3 separate regions of the Mus musculus genome follow, and all the other regions are linked to region 1. Evidence: chromatin loops called from intact Hi-C (ENCODE). Cell type or tissue: heart. All regions are shown on one strand.

The links. A loop is a pair of places that touch in the nucleus more often than their neighbours do. Peaks named below come from ENCODE experiments on the same cell type or tissue, not always from the same donor. Only the 100,000 strongest peaks of a DNase experiment are listed, where the experiment ranks them.
Region 2: it touches region 1 in a loop (5-fold over the local background); 35 of 42 quality-filtered maps call a loop at or near these places.
Region 3: it touches region 1 in a loop (2.7-fold over the local background); 38 of 42 quality-filtered maps call a loop at or near these places.

What each region holds. Positions count from the first base shown.
Region 1 is chr11:88,043,911-88,051,910 of GRCm38, reverse strand. Srsf1 (serine and arginine-rich splicing factor 1) reads right to left here and starts at 4,538. Exons shown (of 4, transcript NM_173374.4): 1 at 3,879-4,538; 2 at 3,237-3,421; 3 at 2,696-2,868; 4 at 1-2,499. The coding sequence starts at 4,072. The coding sequence ends at 2,305. In heart, no CTCF peak of the experiment used is centred here; DNase peaks (open chromatin) are centred at 3,580 and 4,280; H3K4me3 peaks cover 4,164 bases; H3K27ac peaks cover 2,806 bases.
Region 2 is chr11:87,983,132-87,991,131 of GRCm38, reverse strand. Dynll2 (dynein light chain LC8-type 2) reads left to right here and starts at 3,599. Exons shown (of 3, transcript NM_026556.4): 1 at 3,599-3,889; 2 at 7,122-7,260. The coding sequence starts at 7,129. In heart, a CTCF peak has its summit at 4,899; DNase peaks (open chromatin) are centred at 3,501, 4,541 and 5,291; H3K4me3 peaks cover 3,199 bases; H3K27ac peaks cover 2,379 bases.
Region 3 is chr11:87,969,880-87,977,879 of GRCm38, reverse strand. No RefSeq gene overlaps it. Among named protein-coding and RNA genes, the nearest start is that of Dynll2, 14 kb to the left of the region's middle. In heart, CTCF peaks have their summits at 3,008 (motif pointing left) and 3,788 (motif pointing left); no DNase peak of the experiment used is centred here; H3K4me3 peaks cover 268 bases; H3K27ac peaks cover 384 bases; H3K27me3 peaks cover 476 bases.

The DNA.
Region 1 (8,000 bases):
AGCACACTATCCAAAATTTAAAAAAAAAAAAACTGTGTAGTCTATTTTGTCTCCTAATGTTAATACTGAATTTGAGTTCCACTGAGAATCTCAAAGCTAAAATTGATTAGCTATCAAACTTTGTACAAAAGCCTATTTTGTCTAAAGCATTACCAAAATAAACAGCAACTGTAAGTTCTTTAGCAAAATATGAAAGATTACTTTCCAGATCATTACCCTCTACACAACTGTTACGTATGTAACTGCCTTACACTCAGTTTATTATGCTCTTAAGACTTCCACAACAGAGACAGTCATCATTTATTAGAATCTTTAATTTACTAACACATAAACAGAATCAGAATCTTATCAAATTAAATAACTGATACACTAGTTACCCAATCAAAATTTTACAAGAGGAAAAAGGACAACCATGCATCGTTTTTTAAAAAATGTTTATTTTTTTCAAAGAAAAACGGCAATAGCCAATTGGAAACCTACTTATTCTTCAACTCCAATTTTGTTTTCTTTAAATTTAGAAGTGACTTACTGATTTACTATTTTAAACAAACCCCCCCTTTTCCCCTTTAAATGTTTACCATCTACTCGTGCTGAATCCTTCCAAGGAGATTGCTCCAGCGTATATCTCCAGGTCCTCGCTTTGCTCCTTTTACCAAAAAATGCAAAACACAATTCCATCGTGCATCTTAAGGGCTCCAATCGTCAAAAATAGGAAAAAAATTCTTTGGAATAGCCAATTAAGTTGAATGAAAAAAAAATCCACACGAATGCGGTTTGGTTGGGGCAGGAAGGAATCCACTCCTATGTTCCTGGTAATCTGATCCCGCTCCATGAATCCTGGTAATTCATCCTCCCTATCCTATCCACATTATGATTTGAATCCAATGATCCAGCTCCAAGGATTGGGATCCAGTGAGCCCTCTCCAATCCAAACCTTTATAACCAGCAAAACCAAAAAAGAGGAGGCAAAATGTTAGACACTGTAACCAAAAAAAGTTTCTGGGGAATGATGAGTTATGTCTGTCATCAGTTTACAGATGCACATCAATAACTATCAAATTCCCCAAAACAAGTTTCTGTATGGTGTTCAGATAAATTTTAGAAACTTAATAACTATAGAGACTAACTGGAAGAAGCACTTTATATTTACAGTTCAACTGATAATGCCAACACTTGTTACTGTACAGGTATCACAGGTTTTGTGGTTGCAAAGTTATATAATTGAAGTTTACTGGTATTACTACCCACCTAAACCTAAACTATTGCTCCCATCTGCAATTTAGCTTGTAAATTAAAGTGTTTTAAACATGAGTCAATTATGAATATTAAAAGGGAAGGTGAGACTTAAAGTACTCCCAACTAGATTATCTACACTAATACGTTGGAATTCTATTATTTTGCTGTCATTTTGTCTTTAAAAAATGAAATAACAATGCTCTATCAGTCACACAGAGGACATGCAGATTTAGCAGTATTGATATTATACTCTGTTTGGAAATTGACACCCTGTACCCACATGTACACCAACAGCAGGCCACACATTAACAGTTGTAACTAAGCACTGTGACAAATTAGCCATTCTTCCCACATTAGTCCCTATTAAAACAAAAAGGGGGGAAGGGAGCAAATAATTGTTACAAAATGGGCAATTCTACCACAATTGCCAAGGTTTTAAAAAGCAAAGCAATTGTAGCTGAAGATAACTGCATTAAGTGTTTGCAAATCTTTTAAGGTAGATAAATTTTTAACCCTCGCCTTCTAGTATAAGGTCAATACTGCCAATTTCATCTGTGACAATAGCACTTGGAGTCATACCATTGCCTCCATTATTGATCTGATCCTCCTCAATCCTCCTTTTGACAATCCTAAAATGATTGAAATGTGCTCCACAATCCTTAATCCAAAGCATTCTTAATCCATCTCTTCAGATATGTCTACAGAAAGACACATGAAAAGCAAGATAAACATAAGAACTTCCCCCAAGTAAGATAACCACAAACACCCCCAACATCCCATTTCACACAAACCAGAGCAGAATAGACATTTACATAATATCACAGTCTGAAGAGCATGGAAATTAACTAAATTTAAACAATCCTGTCTATGACATCACTTAAAATACAAGTTACCAAAGACATGAGGGGAATGTAGATGTTAGGAGCAAGGGGATATTACACAAGAATGCAATTCAACACTTTAGCCCATTCTGAACAAAACAGCTTGAATTAAAAAAATGAAAAGATTGTACTGAGTAAAGGAAAACTGTATACAACATGGGTTCTACAAAAAGTGTCACCAATCATCTTATGTACGAGAGCGAGATCTGCTATGACGGGGAGAATAGCGTGGTGATCCTCTGCTTCTCCTTGGGGAGTAACTGCGACTCCTGCTGTTGCTTCTGCTACGGCTTCTGCTACGACTACGGCTTCGAGATCGAGATCTTCCATAACTTGGACTTCTGGGCCCATCAACTTTAACCCGGATGTAGGCAGTTTCTCCCTATTGGATAGACAGAACTTTCCATTGAAAGATCTAAGCTTTCACCTGTCTTCAGACAAGCTGAACGAATACAAAGACAGATCAGGGCTCTGGTAATTTACGTGAACACCCTTGCCTGTATCCTTACCTTCAAATTCCACTGTTAAGAAAACTGTATCCAATTCTGGCCAAAAAAAAGAATAAGTGTATAACCTACCTCGTGAGATCTAAACTTAGTGTTATCCAGTTTTCGAACTGCATACGTCATATCTTCTTTCCGTACAAACTCCACGACACCAGTGCCATCTCGGTAAACATCAGCGTAACATACATCACCTGCCTCACGCATGTGATCCTTTAAGTCCTGCCAGCTTCCACTCGGAGGCAGTCCTGAAAAAGCGATTCCCCCTAATTTAATACTACTCATCCTGTCCCACGGCAAACGTGTAAAGTACATTCGAACAAGGATTATTTTAAAATACTTAATGATTGTACTTAAGTGTTTCCAGGTAAAGAGCTGGTAAGAGTCAGATCCAGAGTCCAAATTTATTTGTAAAGGATCTTCATAGGCTAGTACTGCAACCTAATTTGGGTAAATCACCACCACAGTAATCTTTATTTACTAAATTCATCCCAAAGACCGAAGTAGTCCAAGACCCCGTGTGTAAAACAAAACAAAAACAACAATAACAAAAACCTTGCAGTACTCAAAGCAGTCATGCGGGAAAAAGATTTTAACCCGCACGAAGTCAACTCACCAGAGACAACCACTCTGTTCTCGGACCGCCTGGACGGCGGGCCATAGCGGCCTCTCGGGGCGCCGCCGCCTCCACCCCCGCCGCCGCCTCGGCCGGTCCCGCGGCCGCTTCGGGGAAACTCTACCCGCAGCCGGTAGCCGTCGTAGTCGTAGCCGTCGCGACCGTACACCGCATCTTCCGCGTCTCTGCGTGTGATCACAGAAAGCGAAAGGGGGGGGTGATGAGGGGAGGGAGCCGCCGGACCCAGCTCGTTCGCCCGCTCCGGGGGTGAAAAGCCGCGGCCACAGCGCACATGCGCACCCACGGGGCCACACGGAGCCCCACATGCGCCGCATAATAGGGCCGGCCCTTCCCCCACCCAGCACCACGCCGGGCAGAGGCTCCCGACCACCTCGCCGGCCCTCAGCGCCTCGGTTTCCCGCTCCGGGGGCTGCGCATGGGCTCGGGGGGTAGGGGGGACGTCCGAGGCGGCCGGCCACCGGAGACAACGCGCCGCCTCTCGGCTCTCCTGACTCGACTCCTGCAGGGGCGATAGCGCCTCGGAGCCCCTCCTCTCCCCCCATTATGTTCCAAGGCCTCCGAGCCTTCCCCAACTCCTCCACGCTATCTCCTCAAGGCCGCGCACGCCCCACGCTGCCTCACCGCGGGTCCTCGAACTCAACGAAGGCGAAGGGCGGTCCCCCGCGGCGGTTCTTCAGGTCGATGTCGCGGATGGCGCCGTATTTGTAAAACACGTCCTCGATGTCCTTGGTTCGGATATCCGGAGGTAGGTTACCCACGTAGATGCGGCAGTCGTTGTTCCCCGCCGGGCCACGGATCACACCACCTCCCGACATGGCGGCGGCGGCGACGACGAAAAGCGCGGACTCGGGGGGGGGGAAGGAAAAAAAAAAAAAGAGGCCTTCCTACCAAGCCTAGCGTACGGCAGAGCGAGCCCTCAGCGGCACCACGTCTCCCGCGGCCGCTCCAAAATGGCGCCTTTATCAGCTCGGCGCACTGATACCGGGGGGGAGGGGGAGGAAGAGAAGCCGGAGGAAGCGGCTCGTCCCTCCCAGTGCGCAGGCGCACGCCTCTAACGGGTGCTGAGAAGCACGCTCGCGCACGCGCGACGTCACCCTCCGCACGGAGGGGAAAAAGTCCCTCGCGTCCTGGCGGGTTGACTGGCTGCTGGAACGTCCAGGCGTTTAGTAAAAATCACATGCTCTGGTTAAAGCGGTTATTATTAATCCCCACTGAGTCCAGAATCGTCGGCCACCTCGGGGGTAGACCCTCTCTGAAAGCAGCTCGGCGCTCTAAAAAGATTGGGTGAAACCTATCTTGCAAGCGTGTCCCACCATGCTCCGCGGTGGTAACGGCCTTTGGCGGGAAAGGCGCCGCGGGGCGGAGATAGATGACGCTGAGCTGTTGCTCCGGAAACCTGGGCATCTTCTGCACTTCGGTGCCGCCGGCGGGAGTTGCAGGTGATTTCATTTAAAAGCCGAAGCGGAGCAGTGTGGCTTCTGCCTCTGGGAACCTGCGGTGGGCTGCATCTTAGTTAAAGTGTCTAGACGGATCCTCCATATCTATCTAAATGAAAACTGTGCCTTGAGTTTTCCTCTTCCTCCTTTCTAAGGATGAAAAAGGAAGAGTGATAAAACAGTTTAACTGCAGAGCCGAGATCCCGGTTCTGTGCTGGTCTAGGGAGATTATTTATTTATTTGTTTATTTTGCCAAGATTATCTGCAAAAGGATTCTTGCATTGGATACCACAATTTTGCTTCTTTGTTTTGTAATAACGGGAATAGAAGAGCCTTACGTGTGAAATCATACGGCCTTGTAGTGTTGTTAATGAACTCGAATTATAATAAAAGCAAACCAATCTGGACTTAAGCTTGTGTGCCTGAAATCCTATCACTCCGGAAGCTGAGGCAAGGAGGGTCCAGCCTACCCTGTTATACACAGTTCTAGTAAAGGTTATCCCGGAGCCAGGCAGTGGTGGCGCATGCCTTTAATCCCAGCGCTCGGGAGGCAGAGGCAGGCGGATTTCAGAGTTCGAGGCCAGCCTGGTCTACTGAGTGAGTTCCAGGACAGCCAGGGCTATACAGAGAAGCCCTGTCTCGAAAAACCAAAGGGGAGGCGGGGGGAAAGGTTAGCCCGGGACATTCAGGGAAACCCTTTCTATTAAAAATATTGAAAAACAAAACGTTTTCTTGGTGTTGTTTTTGTTTTGGGGTTGTTTTGTTTGAGACACGATTTCTCTGTGTACCCCTGGCTGTCCTGGAGTTCCTGCCTTCTGAGTGCTGGGATCAAAGTCACTACCTCCCAGCTAAAACCAGAGCCTTTCATGATTGGATAGAGACAGCCAGGCGTAGTGGTAAATGCCTCTTGAAGTTTTTGGGAAGCGGAATTTCAGGGTTCAAGGCCAGCCAGAGCTGTGTCGACCCTATCACTAATAAATATGCTAAGTCGGATCCCCACAGGTTCTAAGGGTGATTCTTTATACTGTAATTTTTAGTTTTTAATTTTTATGTTATGCATATTGTGTCTTGGGGTGGTGGGTCATGCCATGGCCCATGTGTGAAAGTCAGAAAATAAGGTGCAGTTCACCACTCATGCCATGTGAGCCCCCGAGATGAAACGTCAGGCTTGGGAGGAGCACCTTAACCAGATGAGTCACTGAGTCATTGCTGCCCCTGGATGTTATCATTTATTTACAACAGTCCAAGGATGTGGGGCTGCTTAAAATGAAACCATTAAATATTAAGACTGGCTGGAGAAATCAAGGACAGTGAGAGTGGGGGAGAGGCAGAAGTGATGTATAAGGTTTCTAGGCAAAATGCCTGAAGAACTTGTTGAATTTTGGGAGATCTACTGCAAATTTGACTACTCTCACCAGAAGTCACAGTAAAGAAGAGGAGAGCATAATATATCCAATTTTTAAGCGATTTTAAAATCTAAATAGTTCAGGGGAAAAAAAACAGTTTTTTGTTGTTGTTAGTCATAAAAGCATGGGAGCCCACATCAGTAATCTCAGCCCTCAGGAGATTAAGATACCAAGGAAAATAGTGAGCTCACTGGGAGTCTACCCTGCTTCAAAAACAAAGCCAGCCGAGGTGGCATACACCTTTAATCCCAGCACTCAGGAGGCAGAGGCAGGGGGATTTCTGAGTTCAAGGCCAGCCTGGTCTACAGAGTAAGTTCCAGGACAGCCAGGGCTACACAGAGAAACCCTGTCTCGAAAAACAAAACTAAAAAACAAACAAAAAAAATATAATAAAATAAAGTAAAATTTTATATTTTTTTAACATTTATGCTAATATTGACCTCTTTGGTGATAACTTTGTTATTTTTACTACTAAAAAAAAAGACAAAGTTCTAAATATTCAACTGACCAGGCAGTGGTGGCCCACGCCAGCACTCGCTGGGCAGAGGCAGGTGGATTTCTGAGTTCAAGGCCAACCTGATCTACAGAGTGAATTCCAGGACAGCCAGGGTTACACAGAGAAACCCTGTCTTGAAAAACAAGCAAACAAAAAAACAAACAAACAAAAAAAACCTAAATATTCTGGGAAAAATTGACTTGGTTTTTGTTTTAATTACACATATTTTCAGAAAATGAAAGAAATAGTACATATCTTTGTTTTTTCATCTTTAATTGCTCACTGGTTATGAACATAATACTGGTTAATTTTGTGTTATTATAATAAAGTATCTGAGGTTGGGTAACACTTCAGAAAGATTTATCCAGTTCAATGACCCATTTATTTCTATGGCTTCTCTAGTAGGCCTTGCTAAGCAGTACATATCTTTTTATTTAGTTTATGTGTGTCTCATTTCGCCTAGTTAAATTATGTTACCAATAATGAATACTGATTATTTACTGACTGTTCCTTGAAAAATGTAGAACAGTGAGCAGACTGTTGTTTCCATGGAAACTTGATGTTGCTGTCGATAGATAGACAATGTTCGTAAGGATTGATTTCATTCCATGGATAACAAAAGCCACTTTTGAAGCCCAACTAAGACATCTAAAAATACTGCCATGGTATAATTTTATTCCAGGACTGGCTTCCTTAATTCTTTGAGTCTTTCTGCTTTCTTTTTGGCTGAATTAGCCCATCTTTGTTGTCCCATTATTAACAATATGACTTTGCCAAAAAAAAAAAAAGTTCCTAAAATGATCTGTAACAAAAAGATTATCTTCAGTATGACTTGTTCCTATATTAATTACTATTCTAGCTCTTGTCTTCCTTCCTCTTTGTCTTCTAAGGTCAAATTCAGTTCAAGTTGAACACTTCCTAGGTGAACTAATTAGGTTTTTTGTTTGGTTTTGGTTTTTCTAGGCAGTTTCTCTTTGTAGCTCTAGCTGTCTTTAAATTCACACTGTAAATTAGGCTGGCCTCAAACTCAGAGATCCACTTGCCTCTGATTCTGGGATACCAGCACTGGTAATTATTGAATTTTTTTTTTTAATGCTGATGAGTCTTTTTTGGGGGGCCTGAAGATGTTACCCCAGGTGGTCTGAAGTGCTTCATCATACCTGGCTGCAATTTCTTCTTATAATGGGGTGAAAATAAGTGTGAGGTTTTTTTTATTGTTGTTTTTGGGTTTTTTTTTTTTTGTTTTGTTTTGTTTTTGTTTTTTGTTTTTTGGTTTTTTTTTGGTTTTTCCAGACAGGGTTTCTCTGTGTAGCCCTGGCTGTCCTGGAACTCACTCTGTAGACCAGGCTGGCCTTGAACTCAGAAATCTGCTTGCCTCTACCTCCCAAGTGCTGGGATCAAAGGC
Region 2 (8,000 bases), 61 kb after region 1:
ACAGGCAGGGAGCAGGGATGACTCGGTGGCGGGTGTGAGAGGGAGACACAAATCCAGGGGGGATCCCTGGTCTCTGGCTTGTGTATGGGGCTTAAAGCAGAGATAAGAACTCCGGGGAAGGGAAAGATGATGGTGGCTAGAGTTTACTCCTTAGCTACAGGGCTGGACCAGGCCCTTGAGCCAAGAGTTTTCATGTGTTTTTTTTTTTTTCTTTTTTTTCCTGTACCTCTATAAAGCAGATATTGTTCTCAACTTATAGTTGAGGGAAATGAGAGTTTGTGATTTGAATAGCTTGGCCAGATTTGCACATTGCACAGCTTTTGAGTTGTGGAAAGAATTTAGAATCAAGGCACCCATTCCTGGAACTATGCTGCTAACCATCAGGGGGTGTGTGTCTCTGTGTATGTGTGTGTGTATGTGTGTGTGTGTGTCTGTGAGTGTGTCTGTGTGTGTGCCTGTGTGTGTGTCTGTGTGTGTATCTGTGTGTGTGTGTGTGTGTGTGTGTGTGTGTGTCTGAAGGGCCTGTGTGGAGAAATCTGGGGATGGGAAGAGTGGCCAGGGCCCAGGCCATAGTTAAAAGCAATAGGGTGAAACTTGTAAGTTGAGGATGATATCAGGAGCCCTGAAATCAAAACAGGCAGAGGGTAAGAAGCCCACAAACAAGACAAAATCAACCCCTTCTGTTTTAAATCAGAAATCATGACTGATAGCCAAGGAAACTAAGCAGTTTCAAACGACTCTGTCAAATAGACACCCACCAAGTTAGGCAAAGCCATTAAGTATCATAGTTACAATGCTGCATAGTAGTCATCTTAGGTAGTAAGTATTTTGCATAAATAGTATTAATTAGTATAGGACAAGTTTCTTAAACTCTGCTCCTGGATATATTAATGTTTGGATTAAAAAAGGACCTTGGAGCTGGGCATAATGTTGAACACCTTTAAACCTAGCACTTGGGAGGCAGAGGCAGAGAGATCATATGAGTTTGAGGCCAGCCTGGTCTACATAGTGAGTTCCAGGACAGCCAGAGCTACATAGTGAGACTTTGTCTTTAAAAAAGGAGGGAGCTGGAGAGCTAAGAGCACTGGCTGCTCTTTTAGAGGAACTTGGTTCAATTCCCAGCACCCACATGGTATCTTCAACCATATCTAACTCCACTTCCAGGAATCCGACATCCATGGGGACCAAGGCAAAACATACACGAAATAATAAAGAGACAACATAGGAAAAATATATTTTAAAAAGGACTACAGTTAGTAAGTTTAGGAAATGCTGTTATGATTTAGGCAGAGAGCCAAGTCCCTCTATACTTTTATGTTACTGTTAGGTAACACCGAAGTCTAACGGCTAAGGTGGTAAGCACTTGGAACAAGCTGGGTTTGAATGTTGCAGATGACAAAGCTGGGTGACTTTAGGCAAGCCCCTGAACTACACTAACAACTACTCATCCAGAGGGGGACAGTAATACATTCACTTCAAAACAGTTTAGTGTGGTGGAATAGAATGCATTACACTGGAAGCAGTTAGTACCTGGTACAGAGTAAGGGCTTCATAAAGGTTAACTGTTATCTAGACATGAGCCATAGTGTTTGGGGTTCAAACTCAGGGCCTGGAGCATGCTGGGCAAGCATGCACTCTTCCATCGAGTTACAGCCCCAGTCTCAAACTTACACACACACACACACACACACACACACCACTCTAATACCCAAATTTCTGAAGAGCCTTAAGTCTTAGTCTATCTTTTGTTATCTGAGAGTTTTATCTCCTAATTCTTATCCCATTATATTCCACACTGGGAATATTCTATCTCTCATCTACTCTGGGCAAGAGGAGTAGGGAGAACACAGTAGGGACATAAAAATTCATAGTCACTGTTGTGTGCCCTTGAAAAAGATCATTTGAGTGTTGGCTTGTATCAAGACACATCAGGAAGGAAGCAAGTAGAGTGTGTGCTTCCACTTGTTCCCTCCGTTAGATGTCCTTGGGCAATGGACATCTTGTATACAATCTTATATCGTAGTTGTGACCTTCAGATCTTAGAAGCTAATGAAGGCTGGGGAAAGAGGATATTAGCTCTTTCTCCAAGAACTTCCTAAGAGTTTTCTCCACAAGAACTCTACAATCTGTCCTCTCACCCCTCCCCACATGTGCCCCACCCCTCATTCATTAACACAGGCTGACATCAGAATACCCCCTGGATGAAGGGATACCCCAGGCCTAGCTTGGCTGAGTCCCTTACTGGAAAAAGACAGAGCTATGGAATGGAGAAGCCTGAGGGGACAGTTTTCCAAGTTGTCCTGGACACATAATGAACACTAAATTATGATACTCCCAAACAGGGCAGGCTAAGGCCAGGACTAGTCTGACTTCTCATGGTTTAGGTGAGGGGAGAGAAAGAGGTGAACACAGGAGCTATGCTAGGCAATTTCCTAACGTCCACCGAGGCCAGAATATTTGACCTCCCACTGAAGATTTTAGATAGCCCCTTTGTGAATGAAAGCTTAGGAAGAAAAATCCCGATGTTTTTTCTGTAACACCACACACACACACACACACACACACACACACACACACACACACACACACACACACACACCAATGTTTGCTTCCTGAACTTTAAAGGCTGCCATCCATGTGTGGTCTAAAGGAGCTGACCTGGCAAGGGGTCTGAATCTGTGTTTGTCTACACTTTGTTTTTTGTCTTGTTGAGACAGGGTTTCTCTGTGTAGCCCTGGCTGTCCTGGAACTCACTCTGTAGACCGGGCTGCTGTCTCAGAGATCTGCCTGCCTCAGTCTTCCAAGTGCTGAGATTAAAGGAGTGTGACACCTCCCCCCAGTGTGTTGTCTATATTTGAGGGCTATGGGTGAAGTCGTTTTTTAAAAGATACCTCACAGCTCATACAGGAGTCCCCGAGAAATGGTTCGCACCTCTATCCCCCAAAGGCCATACCCGAACGGTAGAGGCTGTACCTCCGGTATTTTTGATGATAGTGTACTTAGGGTTCCAGCTATGGATAGGCAGAAAGGTCTCAAGATTCGTGAACAAAGGTTGAGTTAGAAGCAAAAGCGAATGTGAAAGCAGGGGCGCGGGGGGGGGGGGGTCTTGAGGACTGTTGCCTTTATTTCACCATGGGGCTTGACAGTTCTCTCAAGTGTCGCCAGCCTAGGGAAATGAATTTTCCTCTGTCCCTGGTGATTTCTAATACCCTATCCTGCCTCTTTCCAAAGTTGGGACCCTTCTCTCCTGAGTCTGAAATCTCCATCCCTCCATTCTTTTTTCCTTGGCACTGGACTCTCCACGCCTCTCTCCCTTTTCCTTTCTGGGCGGAATGTATTCCTCCCGAGTCAGGCCTCTCCGGGCCTGGGCAGACAGGGTATGCGTCCTCTTTTCTCCTCCTAAGGCCACGGCTCCCTCCCCCCACCTTCTCCAGCTCCCCTTCCCCACCCCCTCCTCCGCCCCGAGGCATTGTGGGACGAAACAAGATGTGGAGCGAGAGCGGCGCGGGGAGAAGCCCGCAGTGCGGGGCCGGGCGGGCGCAGCCAATGGGGAGCGCGGACGGCGGCGCGCGCGGCAGGGGGGCGGGGGCGGGGCTCTATTTCAGGGCCGCGCGTCGGCCGCGCTCAGCGGCGGAGCGGAGCGGACGGCGAGGTATCAGCCGAGACAGGCGGTCGGCCGGGTGGCACGAGGCGGAGCGCGGGCGTCCGGGGAAGCTCGGAGGGCGACCAGCAGTGCGAGCGCTCGGCCCCGGGGCTGCGGGAGCAGGGGGATACCGCGGCGGCAGCGGCTGCTGCTGCAGGACGAGCCCAGGGGACACCGCCCCTGCTCGAGCTTTGCTTCAGCCCAGCGCTGCTCCCCAGGGGCCTGTGCGGACTCGCCTGCGTGACGGTGAGCTGGGGCCCCGGGGGGCAGCCCTCGCTCGACTCGGCCCAGGCTCTGGAGACCCTCGTGCCCTGGCTGGAGGCCCCGCAGCCCCGGGGAGGGGAGCCAGCCGTGGTGCACGGAGGCCTCTCCGGTCCGGGGAGCGCGGGCAGCCAGTGCGGGTTCGGGCTCGACGCGGCTCCTCCCGCCGCCACCCTTCGGGGCGTCCTTCCTGCAGCGAGGTCGCCGGGTCACTCCGGCGCCTCTCCAGGCCTGGCGGGGGAGGGCGGAGGACCGGCTTGCGGCCTGCGGATCCGGAGGGCGGCGGGGAGGTGGATGCTTTCTCATTTCCCAGGTGCTGCCCTTCGGGGGTCCCTGCCCGCTAGAGGAAAAGATGGTGGGGGCGGTGTTTTGGGACGAGGGGTTACGGTCCCTTTGGAAATCCGAAACGAGGCAATAACGTTTGTACGTGTTAAAGAATGGTGCAGGGCGGTCCGTGTCATTTGGAGGCTTAGCCCCCCCCCCCTTTTTTTTCTTTTTTTGTCGCAAGACCAGGGACAGAGGTTGAGAACTGTCCTGGAGTGCTCCTTTTGCGTTTTTCACAGGAGCTCCTGGCTCGTGACTCAGGAAGCTGGCTTGGGGCCCTTTGGCCATCCTTTTATCTGGAGGCCCAGCTCCGCCCCCTCCCCCCACCTCCCTAGGAAAGGATCGCTGGGCGTCTGGCTCCCTAGCCTTTTCTCACTGGTACCTTGGATAGGGGTTGCCAGGGCTGGGCCTCACCTTTCTGCGACGCCTGAGGGGCCAAGGGTGAAGAATCGTGGCATTGTAGTCACAAGACCAGCATTATGTAATCGTAGGCTCTCTCTGTTAGAGAGTAAGATAGCTTTTAATTACTGTGACAAAGTTGATCCTTCGGACTTTGGGGAGGAGGCGGTGAAGCAGGTGAGCTTTTTTGGCAAAATGGTGCCAGTTTCATACTTCGTTGTCTGTAGCCAGGCTCCACCCCCAACCTCTGGATTTGTAAACACTGCCCCCTTCTGAGTGGGAACCTGGAATAGGCCACCAGGTGACATTGTTTTTTTTTTTTTTTTTTTCTTCTAGAAAGGTCTCATCACATCAGCCTTTTTCTCTTCCCAAGCCTCGTGGAGGTTGTTCCTTTTCTCTCATTTCAGCCATTATTTTTTAAACATGATTGGCTGCCCAAGGTCACAGAGCTAGTCGGCCTTGAATAGGCATCACTCGACCTTTCCTTCAACACCACAGACTCCTTGGCTCCATATTTTCTCTGGGGTAGGGGGCATCTTAGCTAAACACTGGCCAGTGTCGCTTCCGTGGAAGAAGCTTTGCTTCATTTGACAGTGTCAGACCAAGGTGCCTGGCCTGGAAGTTGTCACAAATACATTGTGTGTGTTAGACGGACTGGGTTCTTTTCATCTCCGTGGGTAGTGTGCACATAGATAAGGAGCAGCTTGGAATGATCCCAGCAGTCTTGCCTTGAGCAGTCAGAAACCCGTCCGTCCCCATTGGGCTGGGGACAACCAGTGTTGCTTTTGGAGCTGAGGTGAGGGGGATCAGTACTGCCGTGAGTGATGAGAGCGGGCAGGGGTGGGTTTCTGTAGCTTGTTTCTTTGGATGTAAGGTAGCTCACATGACTGTAGGCTGCAGAAGGGTCCATGTGGGTCAGTCTCCGAAGTCAGGTTGCTTGCTGTACGGTGAATGCCACAGCCCAGGAAGCATGGCTATGAAATAAGGCTATAAAAATATTAAGCTCTTTCTTAGTCTTAGGTCAGTGTTGTGGACCTCCTCCATCTCCTCTGTTTTGATTGTTTGGAACATGGTCTTATTGTAGCTGAGGTTGGCTTTAAATGCCTGATCTTCCTTCCTGCCTCTACCTTCCAAGTGCTAGAATTTCAGGTGCGAATCACCACACCTGGCCCTGTTTTTATATTTAAGGGAAAGTTCTCAGCACTCCTGTCGGGTAATATTTCTCCAAATGTACACATCATTAGTGCTTTTTGAATGAATAAAAATAATTTTTACATGAAGAAGCAAAAATTCAAGAGAACTGACAATCATTGTTGGGGCTGTGACTAAAGGCCAGAATTCAGAAATTGTATTGTACTTTAAAGACTGAACACTGTTGTGAGGAGAGTGAGGGAGCAGGATTGGGTGTGGTGACATGGGGCTGCCTCTCTGGTTTGAGGTAACATCAGCCCCAACATTTAAGAGGACATTATTACCTCTTTGGCAGCAGGCCATGTATGTGAAGCCCCTTTTATTTTTATCAGAGTGGAGTTGGCCTTTTTTCTGTGAGGGGACAGTGAGTATTTTAGGATTTATGGTCAGAACAATCTCTAGAACTCTTATTGTAACATGTTCCTATAAAACTTTGATTCATAAAAACAGGTGGTGGTTGAGTCTGGCTGATGGACAGCCAGCTTCCTTGCATAGACTCTCCCTATTTGCAGATGCTCTCATGTAACCCTAGTTAATTCTTAAACAACCTCCAGTTGAGAGCTGACCTCATTTCTAAAATGGAAGTAATCGATACAGAAAGGCCAGATGCCTTGTTGAGACCACAAAGGCTCAGAGTCAGGACCAGAAGTCAGGGGTACTGATTTCTAGCAGGGTTTCTGCTGTGAGACCAGTAGTAGATAATAGTTAGTCAGTCATGTGCGGAATCTCTTCAGGTGCGAGCTGCTGGTTTATTCTTAGGATAAGGCTTGGGCCCCATTTTACAGATGGTGACATAAAAACACAGAGACGGATTAACTTGCTGAAAGATGCAGTTAGGTGATGCAGTGTTACGTCTCTTCGGCTCTTGGTGGCGTGCCGACTCTCGTTCAGAGCCCATGAAATGGGCTATTAAAGCACAACATCTTACATCCATATCTCCTTTTCCCTCTTTCTTTCTTGTCCTGTATTTCCAAGAGGTAGGGACCATATTTCTGCTAGAAGCTTCTAAGTGGCTTTTTTTTTTTTTCTTTTTTCACAAACGTTTTACTGTGTAGCCTTAGCTAACCTGGAACTTCCTTTGAAGACCAGGCTGGCCTTGAACTTAAGAGATCCAACTACCTCTGCCTCCTGGGTGCTGGGATTTAAGGCAAGTGCCGCCTTACCCAGCCTAAGCTTCTCTCTTGTCTGTGTTCATGTGCTCCCACCATGTCTATCCCCCGCTAACCTTATAGCTCCCAACCCATAGCTCAAGCTGCTGCTCACACGAGACGTCGCCTGCTTTACTTTTGTGTTCCTACTGCAGTGTCACGATGTCTGACCGGAAGGCAGTGATCAAGAACGCAGACATGTCTGAGGACATGCAACAGGATGCCGTTGACTGTGCCACACAGGCCATGGAGAAGTACAACATAGAGAAGGACATTGCTGCCTATATCAAGAAGGTAAGCTGGGAGCCTGAGGATTGACAGCTGAGCCGCATAGGTTGGGGACAGTGGATGGGGTGGGGGTGGGGTCAGGGCAGACACTTGCTGAGAAAGCAGGTGTCGCCCCTTCTGAGAAAGCCTGCAGACATGTGAAGCAGCTGAATTATAGGGTAATTCTGAGCTCCCAAAGCAATCTCCCAAATGATCTTGATGAGGTTGTAGTGCAGCTGTGTTAGTTGTACAGCTAGTTATGTCACTACAAAGCATGGGGAAGGAGAAGGCGAAGGCTATGCAGAGGAACTGCAGAACAAATATTACTAGCCCAGTTGAGAACTGTTCAGTGTTCAAGATTAAGATTAAGAGCATTTGAGTGAATACTATATGATCCCGGACAGATTTTCAGGGAACTTCTTCATTTACAGTGGTGTGTCCTTTATAATCCTCGTGAGATGGAACGTTTTCTTTTCCCTAAAAAGGGGCTTAGGTTCTGCATATTTTGCAACATATTCTACTCCCCTTATGTTCTCTCTCTCTCTTTTTTTGGTTTTTGGAGACAGGGTTTCTCTGTGTAGCCCTGGCTGTCCTGGAACTCACTCTGTAGACCAGGCTGGCCTCGAACTCAGAAATCCTCCTACCTCTGCCTCCTGAGTGCTGGGATTAAAGGTGTGCGCCACCACGCTTGGCTTCTCTCTCTTTTTTTAAATTAATCTTATGTGTATGGGTAATTTGCTTATGTCTCTACATTATAGTGCATGCCT
Region 3 (8,000 bases), 74 kb after region 1:
TGAGTTTTGGGCTTTTTAGAGAGGCCCAACATTCAGAAACAGTGCTGTGGGGAGAATGTGTAAAAGGCACCAGCCCCTGCCCACTGCATCTGGGCAAGTTGTTTGGCTTTTCTGAACCATCTGTGCATGAAGAATATGCCTCTTCTGCAGTGTGGCTCTGAGGGTCCAGTGGCTTCTATCAAAATGCTTTGAATTGGAAAGATAACTGAAGATAATCTGCCTAATAAAGTCAGAAGAGGCAGGATTCTGAGGGAACTCGAGTTCGTTCTCACACACGTTACACCAGCCCTTTCCTTCCCCATACATTTGTGTACACACACAGAAAAGGCCCACGAACAGAAACAGACCTGAAGTCACAAGGATGCTAGGACAAGTGGGATGCACACTGAACTCTGCTGGTGCACAGCTCAGGGTTTTAGTGTATCTCAGGTACACGTTTGTGCAAACAGCAACGTTTATGTCCCCCTTGAGGGAAACCCTGTAGCTATTTGCAGTCAATTCCCGTTGCCTTTTCAGCCTCTAGAAAACACTAATCACATGCATGTGCCCAAATGTGGCTCATAGAGGCTGACACCGGGTGCCTCCATCACTTCTTAACTCAGACCATCTCACAAAGCCTGGAGTTTGCTGACTTGGTTGGACTGGGTGATTAGCGAGTTGCTGCCTATCCCCGCCTCCCCTCTGCCATGTCCCATTGCTTTTTTTTTTTTTTTTTTTTTTGAGACTGGGTTTCTCTGTGTAGCCCTGGCTGTCCTGGAACTCACTCTGTAGACCAGGCTGACCTTGAACTCGGAAATCCGCCTGCCTCTGCCTCCCGAGTGCTGGGATTAAAGGCGTGCACCACCACCACCTGGCTTTCCCACTGCATCTTTTGTTTTTTGTTTTTTTTTTCCTAATTCATTAAAATTTTTAAAAAGTTATAAATATGGATGCTTTGGAGATATGCATGTCTGCATAATATATGTATGTATTGTGCCTTTAGTACATACATATTGGATCCCCTGGAACTGGAGTCACAGACAGTTGTGACCAAATAGGTCTTGGAGTTGAACCCAAGTCCTCTGGAAGAGCACCAGTGTTCTTAAGTGCAGAGCTTACTCTCCAGCTCCTTCACCTGGGTTTTAGAATGTGGATCCTGGGGAATTGAGCTCAGGTCCTCATGCTAGTGTGGCAGCACTTTACCAACCGAGCCATCTCCCCAGCCCACTAATGCTTTGTGTCTCAGAATTTGCCCAGTCACATTTCACATAAATAGATTCCTGCAATATCTAGCTTTTGAGTCTAGCTTCTTAGTGTGTTTTCATGATATGCCAATGGCGTACCTTTCTGGAAAAGTACCGCTCCACTAAGCAGACTTAATACATTCTGCTCACCGTTAAAGGATTTTTTTTTGTTTTTGTTTTTATTTTTTGTTTGTTTTTGCTATTGAAAACTGCTGCTATGAACATTATTCATGTTTTTGTGTGGGTATCTTGAGGTTGCCACATCTACTGAACTGCCATTGTAGCAGAAAGTGGTGATAGTCTGTAAATAAGTGAACATCACTCTTCCAGTAAGCCTTCGTGCAGATGGGGTCCAGATTTGCCTGGACCATACCTGGCCAACCTCCAATCCAGCTGCTTTCACAGGACTCAGTATTCCAGAACTACTACGGAAGGTGACTTCTCCCTCTTCGGCAGCCAGTAGGTTCCCCTCTGTAGTGCATTGGTGTTAGGAATGGTGGTATTTCTAACCAGTTAGAAGCTGGTACTGGCCATCATCAAAAGTGGCTGTATATGTGCAGTGACATGGGCAAGCCCTTGACCCTTGCCACCAACGGCAGGCAGGAGAGCTGGCCCTGCCCCTTACCAGCTGCAGCACTCAGGAGAACCAGCCATGCACCTCACCTGGACAGCTCAATAAATCTGGCCCTGGATGTGTGTGTGTGTCTGTGTGTGTGTCTGTGTGTCTGTGTGTCTGTGTGTGGGTCACTGATGAGCTGCCTTCAAGGGCATGAAAGCAGGAGAGCTGACTGGCTGACCAGCTAAGATCCCTCTCAGATCCAGATCTAGGGCTTTGAATTGGCTCAGCCCAACCAACATCTACCCCATCCATGAACTGCTGGAGTGCATGAAGGGGCTGGTCCTACACATCCAAAACTACAGGATCTCCATGACACAGGGCAACAACAGGATCTTTGAGAAGAGTCTCAGTGCTGTTCTAGTATTGATAGTGTATCAGAATCCAGGTGCCTTGGACCAGACCAAGTCATTGCCATGAACATATGCAAGCAGAGAAGTGTGGACAAAGGGTATACTGTGGGCCACTGTGCCACACTACAGCTTCCACAATGAGATAACTTTTCTTTGTTGATGGGGAGGTTGCAGGGGTGGAGGGGAAGAGGGGGAGAGAGGAGTGGAATTGGGGTACATGATATGAAGGTCACAAAAACCGAAAGAAGTGGCTGTGTAATGCTCTGGTACAATGCTACATGTTGAACATGAACGCAGTAAACACTGAGTCATGGTTTAACTCTTCTATCAAAGCAACCCTTTGAGTTCCTGGGACTGGCCATGCCTGTCTTATTTTGGTGAAAGCCAACCTTTGGCCCTCCAAGGAAGCAAGATCTTCTCTGATGATTTATATCAAAGTCACTTCTACTCTAGAAACAGCCAGTCACCCTAGTAGGTTGTCTTGTCCACTAGTTGCCTATCTAGCTAAGTCCCTTGCAAGGAATTGCCTTATGTCTATGTGGGGGCTGGCTAGGCAAGGCTGAAGCCTGTAGAGCAGGCTGTGAGGACAGACTGGCTGGGAGCCTCAGGCTGGAGCTCCACAGGTCAGATCTCTTCGGGGATCCCCATCATCCAGGACAATCGCATTCACATAGTGTTAGCTGAGGCCACAGAGCCTCTTCCCAGCAAACTGCAATTTTGTCTTTCCTACTTGGTCCCGCACACAGCTCCTTAAACCCAATCTCTATTGAGGCAAACAGCCGCGCTTCTGCCTGTCAGAGCACTGCCACCCTGTGGACAACTGGAGATGAGTCAGAGCCCCTGGGAACTGCTTTTTTGTTCCATCTGCAAACTTCATCGGGTGTGATGTAGTTAGCTGTTATGAACACATGAAACGGTAGGGGAGAAGAGGGAGGCAAGTGAGTGTTATGGCATATATACACAAGACAAAAGGGGGTACGCACAAAGCCTTGTTGAGTGGAGCCTCAGGGCTCAGCTTCTCTGTCCCCAGCAAGGCAAACACCTGGATCAGGTAGCCTGGGTAGTGACAGCACCTGGACTGCAGCCCAGACCTGACAGAGAAGCCTCTCTTGGGATGGTCTCAAATCCAGCAGTGGTGGGGACCCTTGGGGTGTGAATGGCGCACTCAGCAAGTCGCTCACGAGTGGTGGACTTTTTTTTTTTTTTTTTTTTTTTTTTTTTTTTTGATGCTGGATGGAACCCAGGGTCTCACAATAGGCAAGCAGTCTGCCTCTGGGCTGCAATCCCCCGGCCAAAAGTGACCAAGATCTGGCCTCCAAAGTCCAAAGAGGTCCACTGTGTCCTTAAGGTTTTTCTTTTTCTTCCCTCCCTGCCAACCTCCCAGCTATACAAAGGGCCCAATGCAAGAATGTATTGTTTACTTTGGAAGAGAAATCTTGACTCAGGCTACTGAACCCCAGAAATTCCACAAAAAGTCTGACATTATCAGGTGGATTCCCTTGTCCCATGAAATACAAATATCTTACTAATGCTACTCTGTGCTCACTACTAGGTCCTACCCATATAATGCCACCATGCAGTGACATCTGGTGGAAGGGAAAGACAAGGTCTCAAGAACTAGATGATAAACTGGGAGAGCGCTTGTGCTGACGGGGGTTGGGGAGAGTGGGTGAGGTGGGGGTGGGGGGGGGAGGGGAGCAAATGGCTTCTGGTTTTTATAAGCAGGTGCTGGGAAAGGCATTTGCTACCTCAAAAGCTGTCTGTTAGATGCCCAGAAATGTGTGGAGCAGGTAGGTCCTTTCTCAGGGCAGACATGGTCACCCCGCAGTTTGTACTGGGAAATGAAGCCCTGAACTTATGCTTCCCCCGCCCCCCTCCCCGTTTTAACTGTATTGGTTACTTGTTTCTGTGACAAAGGCTCTTAAGGAAGGGTTTGCTGGGCTGGTGAGATGGCTCAGTGGGTAAGAGCACCCGACTGCTCTTCCAAAGGTCCGGAGTTCAAGTCCCAGCAACCACACGGTGGCTCACAACCATCCGTAACAAGATCTGATGCCCTCTTCTGGTGTGTCTGAAGACAGCTACGTGTACTTACATATAATAAATAAATAAATCTTTAAAAAAAAAAGGGAAGGGTTTGCTTCAGCTTGGAGTCCCAGGAGTGTGAGGCAGCCAGTCACATTGCCCTCAGTCAGGCAGAGATGAACCTTGGAATGGTGTTACCCACAGGTAAGGTGGGTCTCCCCACCTCAGTGACCCCGTGAAGGCTTTGTCTTCTAGGTTATTTCGGATTCTGCCAACTTGACAGTTGCTATGGTAAATTACTGGAACGAAAGCAACTTCAGGAGAGCAAGGGTTTATTTGGCTATCATAGCAAGGTCAAAGCAGAGACTTGAAGCAGCCGAGTCAGAGGCACAGTCAAGAGTAGAGGGGGAAGAAATGAATGCACGTTTGCTTGTGCTTAGCCCCTCCTCCGGTACAACCCGGTACAACCCAGGACAACCCAGGACTCGAACCCAGGGAATGGTGCTCTCCATACTGAGTTCTTCTCACCCTAACGTAGTCAAGACAGCTCCTTACCCATGCACCCACGGGCCAAGCTAATCAAAACAACCCAGGTGACAACCTGTGCCTATCTGCCTGTGAAACCTCATCCGAAGGGTGTGGTGTACATCTCACCTTTGATCCCAGCCTATGGGAGGTTAGAGGAAGCTGGATCTCTGAAAGCTGAGTGGGAGGTTAGAGGAAGCTGGATCTCTGAAAGCTGAGGCCAGGCAGGTCTACATAAGCAAGTTCCAGACCAGCCAGGGCTCCTCATGGCTCAACCAGCCTTTCTTTTCTTTTCTTTTCTTTTCTTTTCTTTTCTTTTCTTTTCTTTTCTTTTCTTTTCTTTTCTTTTCTTTTCTTTTCTTTTCTTTTCTTTTCTTTTCTCTTCTTTTTCTTTTCTTTCTCTTTCCTTTCCTTTCCTTTCCTTTCCTTTCCTTTCCTTTCCTTTCCTTTTCTTTTCTTTTTTTTTTTTTTAGCCCTGGCTGTCCTGGAACTCACTCTATAGACCAGGCTGGCTTCAAATTCAGAAATCCACCTGCCTCTGCCTCCCAAGTGCTGGGATTAAAGGCCTGAGCCATCACTGCCCGACCAGCCTGCTTTCTTATAGAATCCAGGACCATCTGCCCAGGGATGGCTCCACCCATAATGGGCTGTGCCCTCTCCCATCAATCACTATAAGAAAATGTCCTTGCCATTGTGTGGTGGCGCACGCCTTTAATCCCAGCACTCGGGAGGCAGAGGCAGGCGGATTTCGGAGTTCGAGGCCAGCCTGGTCTACAAAGTGAGCTCCAGGACAGCCAGGGCTATACAGAGAAACCCTGTCTCGAAAAAAAAACCAAAAAAAAAAATGTCCTGGACTGGAGAGATGGCTCAGTGGTTAAGAGCACTGACTGCTCTTCCAAAGGTCCTGAGTTCAAATTCCAGCAACCACACTGTGGCTCACAACCATCTGTAACAAGATCTGACTCCCTCTTCTGGAGTGTCTGAAGACAGTTACAGTGTACTTACATATAATAAATAAATAACTCAAAGAAAGAAAGAAAGAAAGAAAGAAAGAAAGAAAGAAAGAAAGAAAGAAAGAAAGAAAGAAAGAAAGAAAGAAAGAAAGAAGATTTTCTACAGGCTTGCTTTACAGCCCCTTCTTATGGAAGGAATTTCTTAATTGAAGCTCCCTCTTCTCAAATGACTCTAGCTTGTGTCAAGTTGACATAAAACTAGCCAGCACTCAACAGTCTTTAAAAATTCCAGTGTTTTAAAAGTCCAAACTCTCAACTTTGAGCCCAAATTAAATTAAGCAAGTTGTATGCTTTCTTTCTTTATTGTTAATTTTATGTGCACTGGTGTTTTGCCTGCACGTATGTCTGTGTGAGGGCATCAGATCCCCTGGAACTGGAGTCACAGACAGCTGTGAGGTGCTGTGTGGGTGCTGGGAATTGAACCAGGGTCCTCTGGAAGAGCAGCCAGTGCTCTTAACTGCCGAGCTATCTCTGTAGCCCTCCCCTCCCCCAAGCTTTATACTTTCAACATACAATGGAACATACAAACTTTCTTTTTCTTTTCTTTCTTTTTTCTTTTTGTTTTTGTTTTTTTTTTTTCAAGACAGGGTTTTTCTGTGTAGTCCTGGCTGTCCTGGAACTCACTCTGTGGACCAGGCTGGCCTCGAACTCAGAAATCCATCTGCCTCTACCTCCCAAGTACTGGTATTAAAGACGTGTGCCACCACTGCCTGGCTATAAACTTTTTTATTCCAGAATGGAAGGCCAGGTGCATAGCAAATGAACAGTACCCCAAGGCAAAATGGAAACCCAGCAGGGAAAACATCAAGTCTTGTAGTTCCAGTGACTAACATCTGAAGCTTGTAATAGAGTCTTCTGGGTTTTCACAGGATTGGGGACCCCCCCCCCAGCTCTGCCTCCTTACATGTGGCTCCTTAGGCTCGGACCACATGCACTCCACACCTGCAGCTTTCCTTGGCAGATACACGATGGTTCTGGCATCTCCAATACTCTGAAGTTCTCTATTGCTACCATGGCTTTACCCTCGCTGCTTCATACAATATCCTTTCAGGGCCTCTATGCAGGAACAAAAATCATGTCACACAGTGTCTGGCCTCAGCTGCTCTCTGTGATCCATTTAATGTCAGTCACATCTTTGCCATCAAAACCAGTGCCAGGCGGATAATGCTTATGATACCATCAACTTGTGTGGCCAGCTTGAGATAGAGTCTGACCCACTCAGACCATAGCTGTAGCCATTTCCTGGCGTTGGTCCTGGAGTTCTCAGGGAGTTACTATTGAGGAGCCAAGAGCCCCTTCAATTTAGGCTTTCTTCCTTGAGACGAATTCAGACCCCTGAAAGATGGAGCCTCGGATGGGTTGGGGCCTTGCCCTCAGACATCCTTCCCAGTACCACTTGAGGTTCCCTTCAGCCATGCTGATTACTGCACCAGCCAGAACACTCTCTCATATTGGAATTCCCTCTGCCAAACAAAGGTGTCCCATCTCTAAATTTTGCTTAATTCAGAGACTCGGGTCTTAGAATAAATCCAGGTTCTTGGTCAGAGTGTTGTGCAAATGGGTTCTGTCTCTGTCCCTGACCAAGTTCTTTTCCCAGCTGGACTCAGGGTTGGATGTCCATAACCGACCCTTCTCCTTCACAAAATAAGTTCCAAAGCCTTAAAAGCCAAACAACAGCTTGTCATAGCAATGACTCCACTCCCTGGGAACCAGTCTCTAGCTACGTTTCACTCTGTGACAAAAAACCCCAACAAAAAGCAACTCTGGGGAGAAAGGGTTCATTTGGTTTCTAGTTCTAGATTACAGCTCATCATTGCAGGGAAGCCAAGGCAGGACCTCAAAGCAGACAGTCCCATCCACAGTCAGGAACAGAGAGAGGATTCATGCTGCGTGCACGCCCACTGTGCTCAAGTCCACTTTGCACTCACACAGCCTGGGACCCAAACCCAGAAAGTGAGTGGTAGCTTCCACAATGCATGACACTTCTGACCTCAGTTACGTCGATCAAGATAGCTTCTACCATATGATGGTTTAAGGTCTGCTGAAGTTTGGTCTTGTTGTCTATTGTAATGCTGAGTGTGAACCCCCAAAATCTGGAGTCTGCACACAGACCCCAGTGATGTATGCGACCCTGCCCCAAGTGATTTCTGGTTGGAAAAAAGATGCCAACAGCCAATAGCTGGGTAGAAGAGACATAGATGGGGTTCCCTTCCCAAGGCTTGGGGCTGGGGGAGAAGACAAGAAGGAG